Regions from separate parts of the Mus musculus genome. Here region 2 is linked to region 1. A link is a loop called in an ENCODE intact Hi-C map of the cell type or tissue named here. Cell type or tissue: gastrocnemius. All regions are shown on one strand. Links, peaks and the distances in the headings refer to the core of each region. The heading gives the core; the rest is flanking DNA. Region 1 holds the start of Krt28 (keratin 28). Region 2 overlaps Krtap1-5 (keratin associated protein 1-5).

What was found. Peaks named below come from ENCODE experiments on the same cell type or tissue, not always from the same donor. Only the 100,000 strongest peaks of a DNase experiment are listed, where the experiment ranks them.
Region 2: a loop joins it to region 1, with 2.3 times the contacts of the local background. A loop is called at or near these places in 9 of 42 quality-filtered maps.

Annotation. Positions count from the first base shown.
Region 1 is chr11:99,373,632-99,384,974 of GRCm38, reverse strand. It overlaps Krt28 (keratin 28), which reads left to right and starts at 10,072. Exons shown (of 8, transcript NM_027574.1): 1 at 10,072-10,579; 2 at 10,981-11,063. The coding sequence starts at 10,136. In gastrocnemius, for the core only: no CTCF peak of the experiment used is centred there; a DNase peak (open chromatin) is centred at 5,204.
Region 2 is chr11:99,568,693-99,580,035 of GRCm38, reverse strand. Krtap1-5 (keratin associated protein 1-5) reads left to right here. Exons shown (of 1, transcript NM_027157.3): 1 at 1-59. Among named protein-coding and RNA genes, the nearest start is that of Krtap1-5, 6.7 kb to the left of the region's middle. In gastrocnemius, for the core only: a CTCF peak has its summit at 5,703 (motif pointing right); a DNase peak (open chromatin) is centred at 5,719; H3K4me3 peaks cover 180 bases.

The DNA of each region.
Region 1 (11,343 bases), core at 1,469-9,468:
ATCTTCCCACCGAGCTTCGACAAAAGTCAACCAGCCCAACAGAAATTCTCAAAATTGTTATATACCCAATAAAATTATTTTGTGTCTGCCAGATGACAGCAGTGTGTCCAAACAGACACCTCTAAATTTCCTGCCCCCCCCCAACACTTATATGTAATCAATACATATAAAGACCTTGTTCTATCTGTATACACTTAATTATATCTCCCTACCAGACCCCAACTGTGCTGGCTAGTTTTTTGACACAAGGTAGAGTCATCTGGGAGGAGGGAGCCTCAGTTGAGAAAATGCCTCCCTAGGACTATAGGCAAGCCTGTAGGCATTGTCTTCATTAGTGACTAATGGGAAAGGGCCCAGCCCATCGTGGTTCTGAGTTCTACAAGAAAGTGAGCTGAGCAAGCCAAGGATAGAGTCAATAAGCAACACCCTCTCATGGCCTCTATATCAGCTCCGGCCTCCAAGTGCCTGCCCTGTCTTCCTTCAGTGATGAACAGTGATGAGGAAGCACAAGTCAAACAAACCCTTTCCTACCCACGTTGCTTTTGTCCAGGTGTTTCAGTACAGCAAAAGTAACTCTAAGACATCAGCTGACACGACTTAGTGCTCTACTTGGGGTACAGTAAAGAGGGAAAGCCCTAATGTGCTTTGGGGTTGCCCGTGTCCATTGACTAGCAGCGTCAACATCCTTCTTGACTTGAACGCTAGTGCTTTTCAAGATCTGAGCCCCAATCCCTTGCCATTTCAGTGGGATGATACTAAATAATCCACACCCTAACATATAACACTTTCTGTGTGCCCTAGGAGACAGTGCCCCTCCACAAACATTGAAAACCAGGCTCTTTTTTAAAATCAAGAATTAAATTTAAAAAAAAAAAGACTTTCTCAATCTACATGTGTTGAGACTTGTCAACCCATGTACTTTGAGAGACATTTGGGATACTAAACCATACCCCAGTGCAGTCTAAACTAGATTATAATACTAGTGAGATGACAGGGTCTGCCTTACCTATTGTTGTAAGCCCCACCCTAACATGGTTTTTTTCAGCACAAATTGTTAATGCTCAATAGGTACTGGTTGAGCAACAAAATTAGTGAGTCATAGCCATATAAGCTAACCTCCAAGGTGAACCCAGAAACTCTGGGGACTAAGAATTAAAAAGAGAATATTTACTGTCCCTGTACAACAATGCACATGAGACTAACTCTCCTGTGCAATTAATATATGATTGTTTTAAACACTTTGTAAACAAACTGGAGATGATCCCATTGAGCCAAAAAGGTAAAGAGTATTGGTGACCCCCAGGGCCTTCCATGTGCTACAAGCTTCATGAGCTCTCTGCACTCAGGCATCTTCCCTTAACCTCCAGGAATAGCAACCCGTCCTGGCAGACAGCTGTAGAAGTTTGAGGGACTAAACTGTAACGAGTGAGGATGCTTCTAAGTGTGAATGTGGGGGAAGGCCATCTAAATGCCAAACAATCAAAACCCTGGAGCCATATGTCTCCCTGTTCTTCTGGCATTGGTAGAGAAGGTAAGGGGTGAAATGAAGAGCTCCTTTGAGGAGATAAATGTTCTAAGTGGTAGTGCATAAACTCTCCAAGCGTGAAGAAGATGGAGGACAATGACAGCAGAAACAACTGTCTGAAAAAGGATGAAGCTGACAATACACGTCAAGGATTTGTTATACATTTGAGTACTAACTACAAAGTCTACAACAACTAATCCCAGGATCCTGAGGAATGAAAGGGAGGCCATGGCCACTCCTATGTATGGTTGAGGAGAAGGTTTGTACTGTAGGTATGAGAGAGAGAGAACATCCCAAGAGGCGTCTGGAAAAGTTCAGACTGAACATGGCCAGCAGAATAGACAGGACCGTAAGAGGTGAGAGAAGGAATGAGAGGGAGAGAAGAGAGAAGGGCAAGAGATGGGACCAGGAGAGGGAGAAGAACCAAAGGAACACATGGATAAAGAGGCCAAGAAAGGACCAAGAGACAGTACGTGTATTGTCAGCTTCATCCTTTCTCAGACAGTTGTGTTGTATAGGAAAGAAGCTGAGAAATGAGAAGCTCAGGGTCTGGAGGGGTTTAGGCTACAGGGCTGGGGTGAGAAGTGCTGAAATGAGCCAGGACTCTGGAACGGATACTTCGGATGCTGAGAGCATCTACTTTGCTAGGTTAATAGGCACCTCAGCCATTTGTCCTGAGTTTCTTCTAGATGTAACACCTATCAAGAGGAGAGTGCTCAAGAATGTAACTCAGTGGCTAACATGCATCCATTCATTCAACAAGCACAGTTGTGCAAAGGATGTCACACACATGCTAAGTATTGAAAGTGAGTAAAAATAATACATGGCACAGATGTGTCCATCATAGACTAAAGATCAGGGATGAGACACTAAGGCATTCAAATCAGGATGTGTTAGGGACCAGTCACTGGAAAATATGAGCCTGGACTTAATCCTGGAGGATGGCAGAAAGTGGCTAATTAGAAAGAATGTGGATTCTAGGACAGCCAAGGACATATTTGCAATGGCACAGTGTGGCAGCACCCAAGCTCTCCACTGCTACTGCTCTAAGAAAACTTCCTCAGAATCATGATTGCTTATCCTTGATTTAAACATTTCCATAAAGCCCATTTTGTTGTGTAAGGGAATATAGTCACAGTTCCTGGAGCATAGACTTCTATGAGGGACCTTTATTTTTACTACTACAAGAATAATTCTTGGTTCCTCTCTCTTCCATTCACTTCACTCCTACCCATACCTCAGCTAGTCACTGCCAGGTCCTGTTTAGACCATCTTCAAAATTATCGAAAGGCCATCTATCTAGCTCTGCCCTGACTCAGGTCACCTTATCATCACCAGATTACTGTGGCTGGCTTTCTAGTGATTTCTCTACTGATTTTTATTCCATCACCAGTCATCCCCTACACTCCAGCTAGAAAAATTACAAAATGATAACAAAACATAACAAGAACTGCTTATATTTCACAAGTTACCTTTAATGCTAAGAATCTAAAGTCCCTCCTCTCGCCCAATACACCTTTTGATCAGCCGCCTCCTGGCACACTAACATCCACACCTCCTCCAGTTCCTTGAAGGCACCCCACTATTCCTTCCTGCTATGGTTTGGTTGTGCTTTGACTGTGTTCCTCCAAAGTTTCATGTGGAATTTGGTCACTAGGATGGCTATGCTCAGAAGTAGTGGGACCTGTAGCCCGACTCTTGGCTACCTTGTGGCTTCTTTATCTTCTACCCTTCCTCATCCCTTTTCTTCCACCCTTACAACCCCCTAACACTAGATAGGAGAGAGAAAAGAATAGAGGAGAAGGGGGTGACATTATGGTTAGACTACTTTCCGATGATAAGAGACATTGAGGTTCTCGGGACACGTTTGATATTCGCCATCAGGATATCTAACTTCTTGTTGTTTCTTCTTTGCACACGACTACTTAACAAACCTCAGCTAACAGCAACCAACCAACAACCCAACAACAGTAACCCTGCCTCTCAGGGACCTAGCATGTATATACCCTCTGAAGAGCTCCTGGAACACCGAATGTTACACGTGCACAGCGGGCAAAACCATGCCCTTGCCAGAGCACGAGGCAAATCATAGTCAGCTGTTGTGGACGATCCAAAGCATTCCCATATCCCACACCTGGGATTAAAACGAAACATATTCTTATAACACTTGGTTGTTTTGTTTTGTTTTGTTTTCCCAAAGAAACCAAAACTCTCATTACAGGGATTTTTAAGAGTTGACTCCTCCTGGGTGTTGATTAGGTCATTGTGAGCACCACCCTTGGAAGGAACTGAGGGAGTTCTCATGAGATCTGGGTTAATCCTCTGGAAGTGCTGTTGTGTCAGAGTGCTCCTGAGCCCTCTGTCTGTGATCTGGCTTTTTATCTCACCGTGGATCACCCCCCTCCTTCTCAGCACTCCCTCCACCACACCGCCAGCACGAGCTTCTTGCAGAAGCTGACGACAATGCTTTGTTCTTGAACCTCTAGAGCTGTTAGCTAAAAATATCCCTTTCATTATAAAGGATTAAGTTTATGGTAACGTACTATATTAATATAAAATAAACTAACAGCTCCTAGGGTTAACTATAAACTTTTTACTCATAGTTATATTCTCTTCCCCTCTAAGACTGCCCCACCCACGTCCCAGCCTAAAAATATTTTTTCATGTTTCTTCTATGTACTTAATGTTATTTCTTTAAAAGGTTACCCCAGCCTATACTAGGTCTTCTTTAGTAGTTGCATATGTTCCTTTCCCTAAGATCTAACACAATTTCTATTTTATGGTTATTAGGACCAACTCTATACACACACACACACACACACTCCATAAAAGTTAAGAATGTATCTGTTTTTCTTTCTGTGTTACCTGCTGCTAACATAGAGGCTGGTACGTAAGTGTTCGTTAAATATCTCTTTATTTTAAGGCTTATTTAATTTTATGTGTATGGGTGTTTTGCCTCCATGTGTCTGAGCATGCCACTCATGCAGTCCTCTGAAGGTCAAAACAGGACGACTCTTACACTGGAACTGCTATGTGGGTGCTGGGAATCCAGGCTCACTGCAATATAAACACTGTGACCAAAAACAATTTGAGGGAGGAAAGAGTTTATTTCGTGTTATACCTCCTGATCACAGTCCATCAATGAAGAGAACAAGGTGGGAATTCAAGCAGGGCAGGAACCCGGAGGCAGGAACTCAAGCCAGACCATGGAGGAACCGCTGCTTGCTGGATTGGTCACAAGCTCAGGTTCAACTATTTCTTATACCTCCTGGGACCACCTGCCTAGGGGTGGAGCCACCCAAAGTGGGCTGGGCGCTCTCACGTCAATCACAAGAATAAATAAATAAATAAATAAATAAATAAATAAATAAATAAAAATAAAACCGCCCCCCACAGACTTGCCTAGAGGCTAATCTGATGGAGGTATTCTCTCAGTCTAGGATCCTTCTTCCCAGGTAGCACTAGTTTGGATCAAGTAGGAAAAAAAAGGAAAAGTTAGCCTACACAAAAGAAAACCTCTCCTTTTTCCTTATTTCCAGGTTTGTTGCGATTCATCCAAGATGATGCACAAGAAGCTCCTTTGGGATCTGTATGTCACACTATCAATACAACGCTTACATTAATCACTTCCAGTTAAGGGCCAAGACCAGCGACATCCATTTGAAGGCCAGCACTGCCCCCTGGTGGAAATAGCGGGCAGGGGCAAGTATAGCCACCAACTGATGGTCAAAGAACGTATTTATTTAAACATGTGCTTCTTAGGAGGAGTTTTTATTGTGTGGATACCATTATATTATTAACTGGGAAATAATGTTCACAAATTATATATTTCATATAATGTATTGTCTTGAAATATGTATATTTGTGAAATGACTAAATTAAACTGACATATCACATACCTTTTATGATAGGGACACTTCAAATCTACTTGCACAAATGCAGTGTTGTTTTCTCTATTTTGACACAAAAATGTTCTCTTAGAAATATTTTATATACATGTGAAGCATATACAACAAATTAGTTGTCTGCTTATTACTTAATTATAATTATAATTATTATAAGAAACAATTAGCAGCAATAGCAGTAGTAGCCATTTATGTAATAATCAAGCACTGCGGGTACTTTGAATTATTAATACATGCTAATGTGCTACTTCAGTGTATCAATTTCGACAGTGCAATCAGAAGAATGGTTTTACAATGCATAAATAATTTAGACGGTGGATACCCAATATGTAAAGTAGGTATGCAAATCAGCACGCATCACCGAGTAATTATTCATAAATAAAATAGTCTTCTCCAGGCATTTTTCTTCAAGGGTGTGGCCTCCTGCTAGGCTGCCTACTCTCTAGCTGATGGCACCACATCCGTGATACGGGCACTAATAACTCAGACACGCCGGGTTTAGGAAAATAGAAAGACATGAAGTTGGGAAGGGGATGCATGGATGTTAGGTCTGGGAGGAGTCAAGGAGGGGAGGGGGAGGGGAGGGGAGGAGCCAGGGAGGGGAGGAGTCAGGGAAGGCATGGATGTGATAGAAATGCATTGCATTCATCTATGAACATCTCAAAGAATAAGTGAATCTCAAAGTATGAGAGTCTCAAGTCACTTTGAACAAACAAGTTGACACCCAGTATGTGCCTGGTAATCCATGTCTGGATCTTACGTGTTGAACCTGCTAATGAGGAACTGAATTAAGAGATATCTGGGGCTCTTCATAACTGTAAATAACTGCCCTGCAGCTTTGCCTAGGTCATGCATTTAAAGACCATACCAGTGCTGGCCACAGTGCCGGCTGGCCAGCCTTGTGCTAACTCATGTCCTGGTAACACCAATCAGAAGAGTCAGTATCCTAGAGATAACACCAAGTCCATACCATCGTCCCCATGTGAACCTGAAGCCAGTCGTTCCAAAGTCCCCCTACCACGCCTTTCTACCATCCTCACCCCACCCTCTGGGTCACCGCCTCAGTGAAGGTTCCGTCACTTTCAGCTTCACTTCCCCAGTACACACACACACACACACACAGGCACACACATACCCCAGCACCACCATCAATGGTAACAGTATTGAATCGTTCCACTCTCTAGTTACTATGTTAAGACCAACGAGATGGAAACTTTTAAATACATTTTGACAGTTCATTTGAAATTTTTCTGAAAAACCTCTGATTAAAGAAAGAAGGAAGGAAGGGAAGGAGAGAGAGATTTAGTGGAGAATCTGCCTTACAGCATTAACCATCCCATGTGTCTTTCCTCTGAGATGTCCTAGCAGTGACATCTGTCAGAAGCCTCTCATTAGTCCCCAGCCGCATCCTGGTCTCTCTCCTTACCTGTGCACCCTCTCCCACCAATTTTCAACTTCAGTCTCCTCTCCCTCCTCTGGCGTCACCCTGAATCTTTCCTTCCACTCCCACTCCACACATCCCGTCTCTGGACTTCAAGACGGATAATACAAACAAACCTGTCTTCCCTCCACCCCAATGCTACGCTCAGCTTTGTGACACTTACTTCTTTTTTAATTTATTTGTGTGTGTATATATGTATATTGTGTGCATGTGTCTGTGTCTCTGTTTCTGTGTTTGTGTAATGTTATGCCCTCCATGTAGAGGTCAGAAGACAGCTTCCAGCGTTAATCTTCACCTTCAACCTTGTTTGATGTAGGGTCTCTTTGATTTGGTTTTGTGTTATGCTAAAACTCTTTACAGAAAATAACACTCTTGCCAGCCCATCATCAAAGGATGTCAGCAGCTGGCTGGTGGTCCACTCTCTCTCACCTCCAGACATCATGATATACTTCATGTCCACTTACCGTCGTGCTCCACTTGTTCCTCGGTCCATATTCCATAACTGTTGAATTCAGTCCCTGAGTCTGGACTCCGGGCTTGAACAACATCTACCTATTTTAAAATTCTGTACATTGGTCTCCAGTCTCCAAGTGCTAAGTTTGAATGTGGTTTGTGTAAGTCTTCTAAAGGCTTCTGTGCTGGACACTTGGTCTTCAGTGTGATGGTTTTGAAGGAGTGGAACCTTTCAGAGGTTAGACACAGTGGAAGGCAATTGGCTCGATGTTCATTAGGGAATCTGCCTCCAAAAGGATTAACACCGTTTTGCTTGTGGGGCCCAGTCAGCTCTTGAGGAAGGGCTGTGGTAAAGCAAGGCCAGCCCCGAGGACTTGTTTCTTCTCCAGCAGCTTTTCCCTTGCCCACCGGAAGCTGAAAAGATGGTACTGCCTAATCTCGGACTCTCAGCTTCCAAGACTGTCAGTTAGATAGGTCTCAGGTGTCTTGTTAAAGCAACAGAAATGGACTGACATTGAACCAACCTCCCGACAACTTTACACCAGCCACGTTCACTCTTGCCTCCTCTGTGACATAAAGACATCCAATGACTCAAACTCTTTCATCAGCTTATCTGTGTCTCTGATTTCGATCCTTCCTTCTATATAATTATGTAGTCAGTCACCCCGGTCATTTTCTCTAGAGCACCAGGAATTTCTTTGGCAGTCTTTCCTTCTGGCTCTACCTTCAGATCCTCCAAACCTACATCATTCTGTCTATCCTAGCACAGTATTACTTTCAAATACATAACTGAGCATCAACTGAAATGAGAACCATGCCCTCAATTCTGAGTACCGATCCCTTTACACCTTTCTGGCCAGCCATTTGCCCAGAGCAATGAGCTTACTCTAAACATTGACTCTCCCTATTAGCCGCCATCTTTATCTGGGATATCCCAGCAACCTCTCAAATTCAGTTAGTCCAAAATTAAGTTTAGTGTTCCCACCTTAATCCCATCTCAGTCAACATTATGAATTCCCAGCATATGAAATCAGTTATGAGGGCCAGCCCCAGTCCTAGCCACTGTATACTTGTTATTGCAGTATTTGGCTAGCCTGAGCTACATAGCAAATTCCAGGCTTGGTCAATAGTAAGATCCTATCAAAACAAAACAAAACAAAGCCTTCCTTTACTCTCAAATATCAATCAATAACCACTTCCTCTCCATCGTCTTCCATACGTTACCATCTTCATCTTTGCCATCTGGACCATTCTTATTTTTTTTTCAATTTTTTATTAGATATTTTCTTCATTTACATTTCAAATGCTATCCCAAAAGTCCCCTATACCCTCCCCCTGCCCTGCTCCCCTACCCACCCACTCCCACTTCTCGGCCCTGGCGTTCCCCTGTACTGGGGCATATAAGGTTTGCAAGACCAAGGGGCTTCTCTTCCCAATGATGGCCAACTAGGCCATCTTCTGCTACATATGCAGCTAGAGACATGAGCTCTGGTGGTACTGGTTAGTACGTATTGTTGTTCCACCTATAGGGCTACAGAACCCTTCTGCTCCTTGGATACTTTCTCTAGCTCCTCCATTGGGGGCCCTGTGCTCCATCCAATAGCTAACTGTGAGCATCCACTTTTGTGTTTGCCAGGCACTGGCATAGCCTCACAAGAGACAGCTATATCAGGGTCCTTTCAGCAAAATCTTGCTGGCATATGCAATAGTGTCTGCTTCCTAGTTTGCCTTAGTTTGCCTTATCAATTCATTTCAACTTGATTCTTTTGCTACAACTTTATTAAAATATACTTACATTGTTTCCCTCCATTCAATTCTTTCCCCCAACTCCCCCCACGCCCCCACATCCTCACTCCTACTCCCTATTAAGTTCCTGGCCTCCTCGTCTTTAATTGTTCTTGCACACGCATGCATATATAAAGTACCACCCACTGTGTCTGTTCAGTGTGATTTGCGTGTGCATCATTTCAGGGCTGGCCACTTGGCTTTGGGTCATCAAGTAGAGCATTCCTCCCTGAGAGTAGACCACTTCTCTAACTCTTAGAATCAACTTGATATTTTCCTTCACTTTCTACTTAAGATTCATTCCAAATTCCTTGGTCTAGCACACAGAACTGAACAGGATCCAACCCCTGTCTGGAACTAACGATTCCCTAAAGACTGTTACAATGTCTTTTCGCGTCTACACGCCTACATTTCTTGAGCTCTGAGTCCATAGCACACTAGACAGGGTAGCCACAGACTGTGTCACTAGCCAACACATATGTGTTACAGCTACAGAAAGAAGGAGATATTACCAAGGATATAGTTATTTAAATGACACGGTTTTTGTTCTCATGGGATAAAGTACCTGTTTCTGTAGCTAATAGTCCTTCATCCGAGAGTATAGTAAGCCAGGCAGACAGGGCCCGTCTCTGTCTCACTTAGCCATTGACACTGGATTAGCCCCTGGACCAGATAATGACAGTGTGTTCATAGGGTCTCTAGATGAAAGAAAAGGATTACTCATTCAAAATTAAAAGTCAAAATAATGAACTTAATATAGAACTAGACCCGACTTTATGTACGATAACAAATATCCTGAAGCGATGAGGGGGGGTGCTAGGCATTAATTATTTTTTAAATCGCCCAATTATGCATCATTTCATGCTAATCTAAATGATGCCATTTCTCTCCCAGCAGACACCACTCAACTCGAGACAGCCCCCACAACCGTGTATAAAAGCTCAAAGAACCCACAAGCAGGTGAGGTTCTGTACGCCTTTGAAATTACAGCTGCCCACGGACCAGCGGAACGTTTGGCTTGGCACCATGTCTCTCCGGTTTTCTGGCGGATCCAGGCACGTTGGCATACAGTCCGGATCCCTCAGGCCGCCCAGCGGAGGCGCAGGCTTTGCTGGGAGCAGCGTGGCTGGCGGTTCGGTTGCTGGTAGTGGATTTTCTTGGGCTTTGGGAGGGACACTGGGCAGTGCTCCTGGTGGGAGCCATGCCACTGGTGCCCTGGGAAATGTCTCTGGTGTTTGCTTCATCGGAAGTGAAGGGGGTCTCCTCTCTGGAAACGAGAAGGTCACCATGCAGAATCTTAACAACCGCTTGGCCTCTTACCTGGATAACGTAAAAGCTCTGGAGGAGGCCAACTCTGAGCTAGAGAGAAAGATCAAGACTTGGCATGAGAAATACGGACCGGGATCGTGCCGTGGACTTGACCGTGACTACAGCAAGTATCATCTAACCATTGAGGACCTGAAAAGCAAGGTAAATCGCAAACTTGAAACTAGCCAAATAAACATAATAACTTTCGGCAAAAGTATATAAAACCACAAAGGGAAAAACTTCATGGCTGTACTCTAAGTTGAATTTAATTTTAATAAATAATTCTTCCCATTGCTCAAAATTAGGAGCCTTGGTTCAATACTTTCAATGTGAATCCCACTGTCTATTTTGAGATACATTTATAGATAATAAATTATTATCTCCTAAAAAATAATGCAATTGTCTGAGAACGAAATTAAAACATTGCTACTTTTTAAAAATTAAATTCTAAACATTCTGATAATTGCATATGTTTAAAATTGATGCAAAGGCTTAATTATTTTGTAAGTAATGCATAACAAAAGCAAGATTATTTCTGTTAACTCCCTCTTCATTTCCTCCAGATCATCTCTTCCACGGCTGCTAATGCTAATATAATTCTGCAAATTGATAACGCCAGACTGGCCGCAGACGATTTCCGACTAAAGTAGGTGACAGATGACAATGGCGGCCCCGGAACTAAGTTCCTATCTGTTTATGTTGTTAAATTACTTTCTTTTTCCATTTTTATCTCAAGTAAAATTACAACCTAGAGGAGTAAAGGAAACAAAGGATTTCTGATAGAAAATGATAAGTAAGTGAGCATGTTATGTGTGCATTACATCCACGACGGAAGGTGTTCCTGCATCTCCCTGCCTGCCTAAAGGAATGCCAAGCACACAGTAAATGCTCAGTGGCGACTGCCCACTCCTTAAGAATGTTAACCT
Region 2 (11,343 bases), core at 2,318-10,317, 190 kb before region 1:
ATCTGTAGCATTGTGACTTCTGATGTTTCTTAATAAAGCTTATATCCTGGGCAAATTAACTATGGTTTGTTTCTACTTGTGTTTCATCTGCTTATGGTATTAGAAAATGTACTTAAATGAATCCATTTGTTCCCTCTGAGGGACTGAAGTCAATCGTGTTTCATGTATCACTCATTCCATTAAAATGTATTAAGTGCCACTTTAAAGCAGGAAGTTGGAAGAGATGATAGAGACTTGACAGATGATGAAGATCAATTCTTACCTGTGACAACATGGCTATACAGAAAGAAAAATCATATGCTCAAATAGCTACTATGGAATGCGATAAATTGTAACCTCTTCCCAGCTCACAAAAGTAAACTTAGTGGGCAGACTTGTTTGTGGCCAATATGTCTAGAGATGCCTGTTTACAATAAGGTATTAACAATAAGGTTTCCCTACAGGCCACAAAGCACCAGAATCCCACCAGAATGGTGTGAAATAATAACAACTGAGACTGGAAGAAATTTTTTGTCTAGAAATAGAGAAAAAAAGAGAGTATTATGTCATCGGGAGCTTGTGGATCTTGCTATCTGATCTCTTCCTCATTAAACCAACAAACTCAGATAATCTTTGAGACTTTCCATGAAAAGCATTAAAGGGTCTGGGTTTCCTCTGCATGTAAATTTAGAAGAAGACAAAGGTCACCCAGGAGCTGGCTGAACAAAGGAACCACAAGAAAATAAAGCCTCAAGAGCTCTCAGAAATGATCTAGATGGTCTCCACCATGGAAATAGCATATTGGGTTTGTTGACTGAAAAGAAGGCAGAGAGTGAGCAACAGGACATGAAAACGTAAGAAATTGCTTCAACATGGGACTAACACAGTCTGGGTGGGGTGGCATCAGCCGGAGAGGCTGCACAAAGAGGAGAGTCCATACAGAGAGCTTTGAAATCGCTTCCCAGTGGAAAAAAAAAGATGACAAAGTACCTACGCACCTTTTAGAATAACTAAATCCAAAGCAACAATGCAACTAAATGCTGATGAGGATGTAGAGCAAGAGAAAAGCTCACCGTTGCTGATGGGGATGCAGGATGCCATAAGCCCTTGGAAGTCTGGTACCTTATTACAAAACTCAACATATTGTTACCAATGGATCCATAAATTGTGCTCCTGTATATATACCCAAAATGAGACAAAACCTGATATCTACTCTGAGCACTAATGTTGATTCTGTAGGTGAATGGGATAAACAAACTCTGGGACATCTATGCAATGAAATACTATCTGGCCTATAATAAAATAAATGAAATAAGCCAATCTGGAAAGGTTACGTGCTAAATAATTCAACTATACGTCATTCTTCCAAAGACATGGAAGCAATTAATAGTTAAATGTTCTGCATACTATGCTGTGGAGTCATCTGTGATCCAACACTGGAAGACTAAAGAAAGTAAGTTAAAGAAACAGAGAATCAGGGGGCTGTCTAATGAAACCTACAAAGTGGTAGGTTAAGTTTTGTGAGTGCTTTGGGGTTGTTTTGTTTTGTTTTGTTTTGTTTTGTTTTGTTTTGTTTAAGATAAATGGAGCATGCATGGTTCTGTGCCTGAGGTGTTCCTCACCACCTCGGCCAACTCTCCTTATTTGAAACATGCGCCTAATACTTAGAACGAAGTCTCGTGAAATGTCAGAGCCCTAGTCCTTATGTAGATGAGTCTGTACAAATGCTAGCAGCTACCCTACCATGAGGAGAGTGAGTATTCCTCCATCCTGTCCATGCTTCTTGGATTTCCAAACATGAAAGTCTAGAATATTCCTGTTACATGGTACAGATGGCTGTAAACAACTCTCAAAAATGGCAGTTTCCTACATACAGTATCTACTGGCCATAAACAGTCAAGTAATGACAAAAGAACACACATTTAAAATCCCAAAGCAGAAGTGGGAATGTTCCTTCAAAGGAGGAATATTGCCATTGGAAGGTTGATGTTTCTCATCCCAACCAATGGACGGAAAACGAGGTATTAAATAAAGGATGGGGAGAGAATCACAAGATGAAAAAAAGAACAAAATAGTTTATCTGAGCAAAAAGGAAAAGGGGATGAGAGGCAGAGTTAATAAAGAGTCTTGAGAAAGATACCCAGGGAAGGAAAAGATGGAAACAGCCCGGCCTTGTACTTAGCATTGATACTTCATGCTAGGCTTATTTTGTGTAACCCTTGTATCATCCTACAAAATAGACATGTGTGCCCTGGCTCATATGTGAATAAGTAGATCTAAAAAAGGTAAAATGTCTTGCTTTCTGAATCCACCTCTATCTAACTCCAAACTCCATTAAAAGGAAACTAAAGAATTGGATGGAGAGTGTGTGTCAAGGTTCACAAGCCTGGGCCAGCAAGATGGTTCAGCTGGTGATGGAGCTTGCTGCCCACCAACTTGAGTTTAATCTCTGGACCCCATAAAAAGGTACAAGTAGAGCAGCTACCCCACACACTCTGACTTATACATGTGTGTCACAGCATGTGCGTCCCCAAACCACCCCCCCCCACACACACATAAATTAACAATGCAAATAGTAAACTGAATAAAATTCCTAATTTATTTATTTATTTATTGAAAACATTTTTACTTTAGGAATCACGAGTTTTGGTAGAAGTTCCTAGATGCTGGTACATAGGCTCTCGTCTTATAGCTTGGCCACTCCCCTTCCATGCTCTGTTTGGGGAGGCTGGGTGGTGGTACTATGCAAACCACATCACTGCTTCCATGACAGACTTTGTTCAAGCCACCCATCACCCATCCTGGAGCTCCCGGTCCACTGGAGCCATCCTTCAAGTTCAGGACATTAGAAAACATCAAGAAGATGCACAATGAGTGCATCCCTTCAGGACATTCCCCTTGATTTGTATATTTTATTGCTCTCTGACTCTTCCCTTCCCATAGCTGCTTCTTCTATAAGAAACTATTCTTCTGTCTTCTTTTCTAACTACTAAGCTACCTCCTATAGCTAACCAATAATGGCTTATATTAAATTATCAAGGTCAAGGGTAAACTGGCACTTCTTCCCCTCCTTATTAGGTATTTGCTAACACAAAAGTTGGTATCAAGAGTGATTCCAGAAAAAGGAAAAAAAAAAAAAAGAAGCAACAATCCTATTTTGTGGCTACTTTAACAGAATCCCTAAACTTGTACTTTGTGTTAAATTTCTTGTTGATAGGAAATGAAATAGAATCATACCACAATTTTTACTTAAAGTCCATGTGGCTGAACCTGGACTGAAAGAGAGGGGGCAATGATGTATCAAAAGTCCAGGTCATTGCTCACTTAACTTAACTTGTACCATTTGGGCAGTCTCATATCCCCTTTCCATTGCCGTGCATCACTTCTGTGTGTACCTGACCTTACAGCTAAGTGACCAGATATCACTGATTTCATTATAAGTGCTGCTATTTGTTGCCTTCAAAAAGGTTTTGCTCGCAAACATTCCAAAAGTTTATCAGCAAGAATGTAGTTTTTGAGGAAGGTGTGCATTTTCACTGAGCCCCACAGGCCCACTCTCAACCCTCCTGCTGCTGCACCAGAGGCTCCACGCAGTGGTCGTGTTGCTCAGTGCATCCCTGACACTGCTGAATCTGCTGCTTTGTAAAGTTTAAATAAAATAACAACCGGCATTGCAAATGGAAGTTTACTATAATGCCTCCCACTGCTCTTGATCGCCTAGGCTCCAGTAGCATTTTGAGTTTTCATTAAACAGGTAAGACTATCACACTCAAATATAGTAGACATTGACTTCATAATATCTCATAAAGAGTTGGGTATTTTTCCAGTTAAAGTTAGTTCCAAGTAGAGCAATTTGTCTCCAGTGTTAGAGATCTCAGCATGCTCTGTACAACTGAACTCTAAGAAACTCCACTGAAATAATGGTTTTCTTCCTTCCTTCCTTCCTTCCTTCCTTCCTTCCTTTCTTTCTTTCTTTCTTTCTTTCTTTCTTTCTTTCTTTCTCTCTTTCTTTCTTTCTTTTTCTTTTGTTTTTGTTTTTTATTTGTTTGTTTGTTTGTTTGTTTGTTTTTGTTTGGGGTTATTTTTTTTGAGGATTTGCCTCTTTGCTAAGAGATCTACTGCTTTCTACTTCATGCTTATCAGAAGTAGTCAGCATGATATCATCCAGCTAACAGACTGATAGAGCGAGTGGAAGGTCTCAGTGACTAAGTTCCTGCAGTGTACATTATGACAGAGCAGGAGGGCTGGTATAGTCCTGAGGCAATAAAAGGAAGGCTACTGTTTAATCGCACTGGGTCAAGACAAGCTATACCCTGATGTGAGGATGGATGTTTCCAAACAGCATTTTCAGTTGCACTCTGGGTTAATTCATCCCATTAGAAATACTCATCTTGGATATCGGAGCCAATTGGGGTCACTAGCTGAATGACTTTAAGATAATAGTATACAGTTATTTTATTACTCTCCCAAATTGGTCTGCTCAGAAGGAAAAAAATGTGAGCTAAATGGGTAATGTACCAGCATCCTGGCTAGTTTCATGTCCTTCGTAATGGTATCCATCTTCAAGGATTGCCCTCTCAACTGTCAAAATTCTGGATTGATTATCCTAATACCTGAGGGAACAGCAAGCAGCTCCTACTAAGGCCTTCTACTTCTTGTCATTTGGCTGAAATTTGTTCTTTGGGTCTGTGCACAAACGTGGGAATTGTCACAGTTGTCAAATGTGGTTATTTCTATTAAACATCCACAGACTGAGGAGACAGACCGTAGACCACCGTGTTTCAGCTGAAGACTAAGATTCCTTCATTCACTGCCCACTGGGCTTATTAACCTGCATCACCAGACCCAACTCCAACATAAGTTTCTGGAACCCTTAGCTCTAATATACGTGTCTATAATGTATTATTAGACAATCATTATATATTATATAATGTTGTATATATATATGGCTGACATAGGATAGGCTTACTGGCCAGCCAGTCTATTTGAGTTTCACTTTCAGTAAGAGATCTTTGTCTCAAAAAATAAGATGAAGTGTGGTAAAGGCAGACACTCCACATTAACCTCTGGTCTCCACATACACTCACACATATGTACATGTGCACAAGACAGGCATATGTAAAACAAAACAAAACAAAATAATACAATACAATACAATACAATACAATACAATACAAACATGAGTACCACTTTAGGAAGAGGCAATGACGTAAGGAACAGAGTCAGGCCTGTCATCTCAGCCCTCCAAAAGCTCAATCAGAAAAACTGCTTTGAGTTTCAGGCCAGCCTGGTCTACAGTGTGAAACCCTGTCTCAAAAAGAAAGCCAGAGAGCCAGTGAGATAGCTCAGCAGACAATGTACTTGACACCCAGGCTTGACAACCTGTGTTTGAGCTCCAGGAGCCACACAGTGGAAGGAGAGAATCGACTCCTGAAAGTTGTCTTCTGACCTCCACAAGTGCATACTCACACATAAACAGGATAGGAGGGGGCGGGGGGGGGGGAGGAGAGAGACTAAGACAGATAGACAGACAGATAGGTAGAAGATAGATGTAATTTAGAGAGAGAAAAGAAACTAGAAGTCAATGATGTGTGGAGATTCAGGATATCTAAGGATGACTGTCTTGAATTTCTCAGCTCCTCCATTCTGACCTCTGTGGCAATCTCTGAGATGCCTGTAGTGGTACTCAGTAAACCTCTTTGTTGCTCTGCCAGTGGCTGTGCTAGACTTGACCACTAGGGGGCAAGAGAGGAAAACCGCGCCGTCTGCAGAGTAGGGTCCTGTCCCTTCCTCTTTACTGTTTTCTGCTTACTCCTTTGTCAGCTGGTGCCAGCGTTATCACCTCAGATTCGCTGCCTCGATCCAGCAGGCACGCATCCTTGCCCTGGCAGTACCTGGGTTCCATTTGTAGTTCTCTCCACTCTATAGAACTAACTCCACTGCTCTTTTCAGCCCATGACACGAGCTAAGCCTGCCACACCTTTCCCAAAATGCGTTTCACTCTTCAGGGTAACATCCTCTCTAACTCTGTATGTTTTCTTTTTCCTTCTTTCTTTTTTCCTTCTTTCTTTTAAAATGCACATGTTCTGCATTTACTAAACTTATGATGTCGTAGGAGTTTCTTTAAACCTTTTTAATCACCTAACCAACAACTTAGTTAAAAATTGTTTTAAATTAATTCAATGCAAATCATGTGTGTAGTTCATGTCTCCTGACTAAGCCCTGTTACATTTGCCTCCTTTAAAAAAATTAAAATTATTTAGTGAACTATTCACTCAGACTTACACTCACTCCTTTTGGTTGCTCGTCAGAGCTGATTGTGGGGAACATGGAACATATTAGTCTCTACTTTAGAGAAAACACCTAGGGAATCACATTCGGGCAATACTGAATCTAGTTTAGACACTAGAAAGATTGCCAGCCCCACTGAACGTGGTAGCTAAGAAATCTCCCCATTTCTATAGAAACTTTCTTATAGGAAGAGGATAATATCCAGGAAGACCCTCTGTTGACTCCTGAGATGCCCAAACCACAGCTCTAATAGAAGAAACCAGAACCCACTCTGCTCTTTAAATGCCAATGGGCAAAAATCATTTTTAGAAGTCAAAGGACATAGAGCAATTTGGGGAAATTCTGAAGGCAGAGACTGTGAATCATCACATCCACTGAAGCATGGAAGCTTTGGGTGAAGCTAAGGATTTGAGAGCTAAGCAGAGTCGTTTATGTAAGCGTAACAAATGCTAATCCACAGCAGTAAGTGTGACTGCACATAGGGCCTGTTCCTTTCTAAGCGAAATCTCCATTGTGTGTTAACAATACTGTGGGAGGAAGGAGTAACAGGGGATCTCCAGCGAAGCTGGCATCAGGAATGATGAGGGAGTTTGAGAAGAGCTAGAAGTGACAGCGTGTGGGAGTGACGGCTGAGAAGGGCGCAAAGCAGACAGACGGGGTCCGAGGTTCTTCACGACGGAGGTGACAAGGAAGACAAAATGATAGACGTTTGACCTAGCACTCAGAACGTACAAGCTTCGTGTTTTTAAACCTTATTCAAACACTCACTGTTTAGTGAGCAGAGAGGACCTGGATAAACGAAACGGCAGAAAGGCCAGGGAGAGAGTAAAGCTGGGTTTGGGAGGATGCCGGCGTCTCCGTTGATGTGTTGGCATGCGCTAAGCGAAACAAATAACTTGAGTGGTGTTTCCACTGTAGGCAGGACACAGAAGAAGATGATGAAAGGAGTCAGGAATCCCAAGTTCAAACTCAAATCTACTCTCTGGCTGACTGTAGATGGGTCTCAGAGATCCTCTGAAGCCATTTTTAAACCATTGTTTAGGGAGAGTTCAATGTCTCGAGAACTACTGTGAGCACCACTAAAATACTCAATAGGTTATTTTCCCTGCTTCCTTCATTCAAATCTATGTCTTTTGGAGGAGGAAAAAAAACCCAACTCTTTAGAGTATTGTGAGGACAGAAGACACCAGACACTCGGGTGTGGGTGAGAAATAGCTGTGCCAACAAGAAAGGAGATTAACTCGAGTAATTTCTCATTGAGTGATTGGCCCTTTATCCAATTAATCTACTCCTAAAAACCAAACGCATACCCAGGCACGATGGCACAAGCCTATAATCCAACACTCAATACTCACAAGGCTGAAGAATGGGCACTGCCAGCCCAAGGCAAGCCTGGGATTCTGAGTGAATCCTTATCTCCAAAGAAAAAAAAAATATCACACCACTCCTAGTACTCGTGGGAATGTTCTCTGGAACGTTCTCCTCGCACAGTGTTCCTTCCTTCCTTTCCGCTCTTTTCTTTCTTCACACCCGATCAAGAAGCCAAATTCCCTCTCACTGACCAACTAGAATATGAACAGTTCCCTCCTCTCTCATACCCTAACTACATTGCCTAAGTGTATTGAAATGACATCCTTTCTATATAAGTCGTAAGGGTTAATGACATCCGAGGGACAGAGAAGTGGTAGTCAAGCTCACAGAGAATATGGGAGCCAGCTGCTTCTTTCTGGTTAACCTGTCCACACATAGGTAACATCACAGGACTCCAGCAGGGCGAGGCAAAGAGACATCAGCCCTTCTGGAGAAGGCAGGGCCTCCACTGACTTGAAAGGTTTGGATGAAGACTGATAAAGACCTTCCACAAGTGAGACACCACGGAGCTAAAACCTCAACTTTACCTCAGGCTCCCCATAGGGGACAGAAAGAATAATAAAAGAGCCCCGGTTCCCCCACTCCTGTTCAACAACATTCTTAATATAGACCTGACAGTGAGGAAAATCGTTATCCAGTTACTAAATTGAAATCTATTATTGAGATATTTAAATTTATAATTAGTCTATAGTAGCCTTTAAAACTACATGTGTGCACACACACACACATACACTCACACATATTGTTTGTATGTGGATATATGTGTGTGTACCTGTGACTGTGGATGCCTGTGGATGTCAGAATAGGGTGACAGAGTCTCTGAAGCTGGAGGTGAGTATTGAGACCTGAACTCAGGTCCTCTGCAAGAACAGTACATGCTCTTAACTGCTCAACTATCTCTCCAGCACCTTAAACGTTATATTTGTAACTTGTTGTCTCGGTAGCTAAGGGTACTTGCTGGCCAGGCATAATGGCACACACCTTTCATCCCATCCACTGAAAAGTAGAGGCAGGAGAATCTCTGTGAGTCCATCCTGGTCCACATCTCAAGTTCCAGGACATTCAACACCACACAGAGAGACTTGTCTCAAAGCAAACAAACAAACAAATGACAACAACCAAAGAGCCCCGGATGTTCTTCCAGAGCACCTGGGTTAAATTACAAGCACCCACATGGTGGCTCACAACCATCTGTAATTTCATTTCCGGAAGATCTGATGCTGCCTTTTTGGCTTCTGCAGGCACCAGTCATGACCTGGTACACAGATATAAATAGATATACATGCATGCAGAATGTTTCATACATGTAAAATAAAATACTTAAAAAAATAACTGTTTCTCAGTGTCCCTTTTCCTAGACATATTAACTTTGGTAAAGTATTTACTTCTGCATGCTACTCTCTTTCTCTCTACATCCTCTGTAATTTACAATAATACGTGAGACTAAAGCGAACCTACAGACCCCCCCCCAAAAAAAAATGGTTCAGAATTCCAGCCAAAGGAAGCTGGTTAAGCAAGAACTTGAAAGAATATTGCATGTATCATGTAACTAAACACCATGAGGTCTCTACTGGCATATTCAATGAAATCAGTAAGTCCACAGGAAACAGTGAGAGAGTTGCCTCTTTTGCACACCTATACAACAGCCATGGATAACAACTGAGCTCAGAAAATATCACTAAAGCCATCTAAAAACAATGTTACAACTTAAAGGCCATTTTCAGTGCAAGATAATATAGTAGCAAGGGTTATGTCAATTTCCAGGCTTGAGAGATGACTCAGAGGTTAAGAGCACTTGTCTCTCTTTTAAAGACCGGGGTTCAGTTCCGAGCACCCACATGCTGCCTCACAACTGTCTATAACTCCAGTTTCCAGATCTAATGGCCTCTTCCAATCTCCACAGGCACCAAGCATGCACATGTTATACATACATACATACATGTAGGCAGAACAGTCATACACATAAAATAAATAAATCTAAAAATATATACAGAGAAGGTTATGTCAGACTTGACTCTAACTACAAACTAGAGAAAAACACCATTTTACAGGATGTCTGAGATGGGCACCACTTAACCCAGGCTTAAAATTCTTTGCATGTATGCTCCACAAAATGGGCATTCTGCAGTGCGAAGATCAATATTCCCAGCAGCCCTGATGACGACCACATTTCCCTTCCATCTTCTTTATAAAGTAAAATATCAGAAACCAGGAAGATTGTGTAAGACAGACCTACCTAAATGTTCTTGCTCACAGCCACTTTTATTAGAGTGAGAAACCTTAAGATTTCTACTATGATGAAGAGATAAACTCCTCCTCCAAACAGTTTCGGAAGTACTGAGTGACCCACGAGTGGGAAGCTGCTTAGCACAGCAGCTGAATCAGGAGATGCCGGACTGGGAGGGTTCACCCAAGATCAACCCGGAAATCCACGGTGCTGTTGGTTAGGCACTGGGAGGCTCACAACAAAGTGTGACTAACACATATAAAAAGCATCACGAGCCTCCGTTTGGAAGGTAGTAAGCAGAATTTCCATCTGCGTGCTGGAGCCGCCAGCTCTTCACTCTAGCCCTACTTGGTCACGTGGGCTTGGCCCTGTTGGCCCCAAACTGAAGGCAACATTGATCGCTTTCCTACCACCCAGGCAGCTTTTGCTCAGGGCCCCTTCCTATGAGTAGATCTGAGACCTGGATGGATAGGATTCCTGACCTCTCTCCGTATACAGCCTCTCGGTCAACAAAACACCTCACCCCTCCTTTCTAATGTCACCCAAACTCTGCCTTCTCGTATCAGTTGCTCAGTGTCTACCCTCTTGCCTAGCCTCTATAATTCAGCCTACTTCCATGCCTGCCCTGGGCAGATCATTCTCCTTCAAACATGAAACCTATCACTCTCTGCTCTAAATCAACCGAGTAGAATAAATAACTTCTAAATTTTTATGGTCCATTAGGATAAATACCTATCAGAAGTGAGTTTGAAAGTTTCAGACATAAAGAAGTATCATGTCCAAGATCCTAAACATGTGAATTACCCTGGTCTGGCTATTATACATTGAATGCATGTATTAAAATGATACTGTGTAACCCATAGACACATACTTGGTACAAGCCAACTGAAAATAAATTCAAAACATGTAAATCACCCAGTGAAGTTTTCAACATCCTTAGGATAAAATCTAAACTCTGTAGGCTATCCTTGAAAACCGAGCCTGACCAGCTGCTGAATGACTACTTTGATACGGTCTCCTATCACAGTTCTTCAGCAGCCCTGGCTAAGAAGACCTCTGACTTCCCTAATCACAGGGGCCACCCTCCATTGCTATCTCCCTGTCACTCCATGTGTCAGTGTGCTTTCTTTCCTTCTAGCACCTGTCACTGTCTAAAGTTCTTAGGTGTTCAATGGTTTATTTCATGGCCATCAGGTTGACGTTACTACGATAGACACTGTAACAAGGAGCCAATCTGAATGTTTATTGGTGTACTCTTACTACCAAACATAGCACAGGTTATTTTTTAATGGGTTAGTAAATGAAAAAATATATAATTATAATTATATAAAATTTAGGACTTAAGATATAGCTCAAGGGTAGAGCACTTGCAAGACCCTATGTTCAATTCCTCAGAATGGGTATGTGTGTATCTGTGTGTGTGTGTGTGTGTGTGTGTGTGTGTGTGTGCATGCGTGTGTGTATGTGTATGTGTG